2 separate regions of the Homo sapiens genome follow, and region 1 is linked to region 2. Evidence: chromatin loops called from intact Hi-C (ENCODE). Cell type or tissue: IMR-90. All regions are shown on one strand.

The links. A loop is a pair of places that touch in the nucleus more often than their neighbours do. Peaks named below come from ENCODE experiments on the same cell type or tissue, not always from the same donor. Only the 100,000 strongest peaks of a DNase experiment are listed, where the experiment ranks them.
Region 1: a loop joins it to region 2, with 3.0 times the contacts of the local background. A loop is called at or near these places in 15 of 110 quality-filtered maps.

The regions. Positions count from the first base shown.
Region 1 is chr7:43,453,846-43,456,345 of GRCh38, forward strand. It overlaps HECW1 (HECT, C2 and WW domain containing E3 ubiquitin protein ligase 1), which reads left to right. Exons shown (of 30, transcript NM_015052.5): 13 at 2,452-2,500. Among named protein-coding and RNA genes, the nearest start is that of LUARIS, 67 kb to the right of the region's middle. In IMR-90, a CTCF peak has its summit at 1,346; no DNase peak of the experiment used is centred here; H3K27me3 peaks cover 146 bases.
Region 2 is chr7:43,837,528-43,840,027 of GRCh38, forward strand. No RefSeq gene overlaps it. Among named protein-coding and RNA genes, the nearest start is that of MRPS24, 31 kb to the right of the region's middle. RefSeq lists a silencer at 1,565-1,644. In IMR-90, a CTCF peak has its summit at 1,546 (motif pointing left); a DNase peak (open chromatin) is centred at 1,554; H3K4me3 peaks cover 237 bases; H3K27ac peaks cover 170 bases.

The sequences.
Region 1 (2,500 bases), 380 kb before region 2:
ATGCTGATGCCTGAAGTTCCATTTCAAATTTATTTCCTTTGGTTATAAAATATGTGAAAGTAAATTCTTTACAAAGCAACCCAGAAAACATGTTCATAATTTCTGATTACACTTAGCTATTATTTTCTGAATACATATGAGTATATAATTAGCACAATACATTCCAGGTATTTAATGTATTGACAAAAGAGCCCAGCTGTTTGGCTTACTACACTTTTCCATGAGGAATTGAAACATGTGATGATAAATTATCATTATTGCAGCTTCATTTTCTAGCTTTTTCCCTTAATTTATAAAAGCCAACCTTTGTCTGCGAAGGACCCCTTTCTTTACTGTAGGTTCCTGGAGGGCAGGGTCATGTGTCACTCATCTCTGTGTCCTCAGGACCTGGCACAGTCTCTAGTTCAGAGTGAGTGCTACACAGTTTGTTCAGTCAAATTAAATTCCACAATGCTCTTCAAAGACTAATGCTCATTTTTTGTTGGATGACAGTCATGTTGGATTCAAGAAAAATAGTTGTCCTACTGCTTTTACTAATATTAGTTTGGGATCCATTAAAATTTTTAAGTTTCTAGATCAAGATTAATTACCTAGTAATCATATGTATATACAATTTCATCCATGAGCTAATTACCATTTACACTTAACACTTGACAGCTGGATTATCATTAGATAATCATTAGATCTATTTTAATCAAAATCTCCTAGGACATATTTATACAATCTGCCTACATTTTTCCTTCAATTTGTCTCATAAGTTAAGTTTGGTGTTTGGGGATACTTTGGTTTTTACTGGGCATTATTTGACAATCCATCAGGTCAAGCATAAGCCATCATGCCACAAACAGATATACTATGTACATATAAAACCATAAATATGCCAAATATATTTTTTCCCTTAAAAAAATGAGAGTTGCTATGTCATTACCTGAATGATAAGTTTTCAATGAAACTGTTAGTATCTGACCTACTCCCGAAAGCTATGGCTTTTCTCACTGAAAAGGCTGGATGGTTTTCCTCCTTTTGCAGTCACTTTTGCTTTTCCTTCTTCTTCTTTAGTCTTGTGCATTTTCAGCATAACTTTATCACACTGCTGCTGTTTCCACAATGTGATATGTGGACTCTAAAAGCTTTGCCCATCTCTGTACAGCAGGCATTGCTCTTCTATGTTTCGCTCAGACGTGAACACATTGCTTCCAGCTCTTTTCCACCCACCTCACCCCAGCTCAGCCCCTGCCTGTATTATGTAGTGAATCATCCATGCTTCCACCTTTTTGTTTTCTTTTTTTTTGTTTTCTTTTGTTTTTAATTTGGGAAGCAAGGGAACTTTTCTTTATCTCGGGCTCCCTCTACAGTTTGTGATGGTTATTTATCAACAAAAGGGTACTTCCTAGTTACTGGTTTCGTTTGGTGGCCAGAGATATTTGACAGCTGCGTGTTGAATATACACTGTTAATTAACAACTTATCAAAACGCTGTTTTGAAACCCTAACAATCATTTCCTTCCATTCACCCACTCAAAAGGAAAGGCAATCTATTAAGTTTACTAAGTATAAGACAGAGGTCATCTAAATTCGCACATCCAAGATTTTAGAACAGTAGTTAAAACTGGCTTTAATCTGAGGGCCATTCTTCTCTCCACTGAACCTAATCGCCCTCTGTTAGACTTAGCAAAGAAAGCATTCTCCAGCATCACAGTGTCAGCTCGCACTGGAGGATACCCCAATCTTCCACAGCTGTCGTTTGAGTAGCCAACAAGAGTGACAGTGGTGATGGACATTTCTAAAGAAATAAATTCATTAAACAGTAGATTTTCTCTTTATAAATTATTAGAATTTTTGTATTCGTCACACCATCACACCATCACGGGTGTGATGACCCGTGCCTGTAATCTCAGCACTTTGGAAGGCTGAGGTGGGAAGATCACCTGAGGTCAGGAGTTTGAGACCAGCCTGCCAACCATGGCCAACATGGTGAAACCCTGTCTCTACTAAAAAATACCAAAATTAGCCGGACCTGGTGGCAGGCACCTGTAATCCCAGCTACTTGGAAGGCTGAGTCAGGAGAATTGCTCGAACCCAGGAGGTGGAGGTTGCAGTGAGCCAAGATCGCACCACTGCACTCCAGCCTGGGTGACAGAGCAAGACTCTGTCTCAAAAAGAAAAAAAAAAAGAAAGTATTAGAATTTTAACATAGGTGTTGATCAAGGAACCACAATTACTGTTTAATATGGCCCAGCAGAGAGTCTAAGTTCATTAAATTGTTTTCTGAGCTCCCGAGTTCATGCCAGTGCCCCAGAAGTCGTGGTGGCAGGTGCTGTGGGCAGGGTCTGGCCTGCAGCCATGAACCAATGGTGAGTTCTACCTGCAGAAGACTTGGAAGTTGTATGTGTTTCACGTGGGTCAGTAGTTTGTCCTTGATTTTTCTTTTTGCCTTTTTATTAAACACTAGACTGGGAAGCTCGAATTGACAGCCACGGGCGGGTCTTTTATGTGGACCA
Region 2 (2,500 bases):
ATTTGTATTGCTATTGCAAGTTTTCCATAAGAATGAAATTATCAAAAAGTAATTACTTTTATTTATTTATTTATTTAAGACAGTCTCCCTCTGTCGCCCAGGCTGCAATGCAAAGGTGCAATTTCACTGCAACCTCCACCTCTCAAGTTCATGAGATTCTCTTGCCTCCGCCTCCCGAGTAGCTGGGATTATAGGTACACATCACCATGCCCTGCTATTTTTGTATTTTTTGGTAGAGACGGGGTTTCACCATGTTGGCTAGGCTGATCTCGAACTCCTGGGTTCAAGTGATCCTCCTGCCTGGGCCTCTCAAAGTGCTGGGATTACAGGCGTGAGCCACCACGCCCAGCCTCAAAAAGTAATTACTTTTTTTTTTTTTGAGACGGAGTCTTGTTCTGTCGCCCAGGCTGGAGTGCAGTGGCTCAATCTCAGCTCACTGCAACTTCCGCCTCCTGGGTTTAAGCGATTCTCCTGCCTCAGCCTCCGGAGTAGCTGGGATTACAGGCACCTGCCCCTACACTCGGCTAATTTTTGTATTTTTAGTAGAGACGGGGTTTTACCATGTTGGCCAGGCTGGTCTTGAACTCCTGACCTCAGTAATTACTTTTTTAAACAACCATGTGGGCTGGGTTCGCTTGCGTGAGGAACGCTTGCATCCAGGAGCTGAAGACCAGCCTGGGCAACATAGACATCTTCTCTACAATAAAATTAAAAATTAGCCAGGCTTGGTGGTGCATGCCTGTAGTCCCAGCTACTCAGGAAGATGAAACGGGAGGATCCTTCAGCCCAGACGTTAAAGGCTGCAGTGAGCTATGATCGTGCCACTGCACTCCAGCCTGACAGATTGAGACTGTCTAAAAAATGAAAAATAAGGCTAAGGCATGGTGGTTCAGGCCTGTAATCCCAGCACTTTGGAAGGCTGAGGCGGGCGGATCACTTGAGGTCACGATTTGGAGCCTGGGCAACATAGGGAGCTCTGTCTCTAGAAAAAAAAAATCAATCAATCAATCAATCAACCACGTCAATACCGCGTCAGTAAAGCAGAGGTGACACCAAACTTCATTCCAGAGGCTAAGCCTGACCCAAATCCAGTTCAGCCAAAGCTAGGAAACCAGTCTCCCTGGTAAGCCTCTGAATGTGATGTTAGTATTAAAAGGCTGCTGCGTGGTATTATACTAGCAGCCACTGTGTCTTAGCTGTTGAGAAGGACCTCCTGTGTGGTGGAAACCGGGGTTTTTTATTTCCAAAATTCCACATGAAGCCCTTCCTCTACTGGGGGTTCTGAAGACCAACTGCTCCTCAGTAGTCAGGACTGTGACAGGAAGGATTTTACTCACCACTGACGCAGCCTCAAGTTGTCTCAAAGTGAGGCGGTGTCCCCTTAGATCTGTGTTGAGGAAAATGAGGTTCTCCTCCTCACTGCGGGCCCGGCGCTGGCGGCCGCAGTAGGAGCACGGAGGCGGTGGGGGCTTCTCAGGGGTCCGACAAGGCGGCTCGCACGCCCCCTGCTGGTCATCTGGGGCAGCGCGGGGCCCTCGGCGCTCGCTCACTGTTTAGCGGTGGCCGCGTGCCCCCTCCTGGCTGTCTGGTTGAATTAATTAAATTCAGATCGTTCAATGCCATGATTACGGACGTTCAAAATAAAATGGGGCCCACTATCCTGTGTCTTTCTCAAAAATGTTAAAGAAATTATTAATCGGAACGAAATAAATGTAGATCCAAACTTTACAAGTTTCACAAAAATTCATTCAAAATAGTCCATTGACTTAAATTTAAAATACAAAGCTGGCCGGGCGCGGTGGCTCACGCCTGTAATCCCAGCACTTTGGGAGGCTGAGGCGAGCGGATCACCTGAGGTCGGGAGTTCGAGACCAGCCTGACCAACATGGAGAAACCCCCGTCTCTACTAAAAATACAAAATTAGCCGGGCGTGGTGACGCATGCCTGTAATCCCAGCTACTCGGGAGGCTGAGGCAGGAGAATCGCTTGAACCTGGGAGGTGGAGGTTGCTGTGAGCCGAGATCGCGCCATTGCACTCCAGCCTGAGCAACAAGAGCGAAATTCCGTCTCAAAAAAATAATAATACAAGCTATAAAAATTCTAAAGTTACATTAAATCACATGGAAAGCAATGTCAAATGAGAACTACTTAGCCAGGCACAGTGGTTCACACCTTAATCCCAGCACCTTGAGCGGCTGAGGTGGGAGAACCGCTTGAGCCCAGGAGTTTGAGACCAGCCTAGACACCCCTGCACCCTGCAACCAACCCACCTCTACAAAAAATACAAAAATTAGGTTGCTCTGCCTGTGGAGTAGCCATTCTTTTGTTTCTTTACTTCTCTAATAAACTTGCTTTCACACACACACACACACACACACACACACACACACACACACCATAGCCGGGTGTGATGGCACACACTTATAGTCCCAGCTACTAGGGAGGCTGAAGTGGGAGGATCGCCTGAGCCCAGGAGGTCAAGGCTGCAGTAAGCCATGAT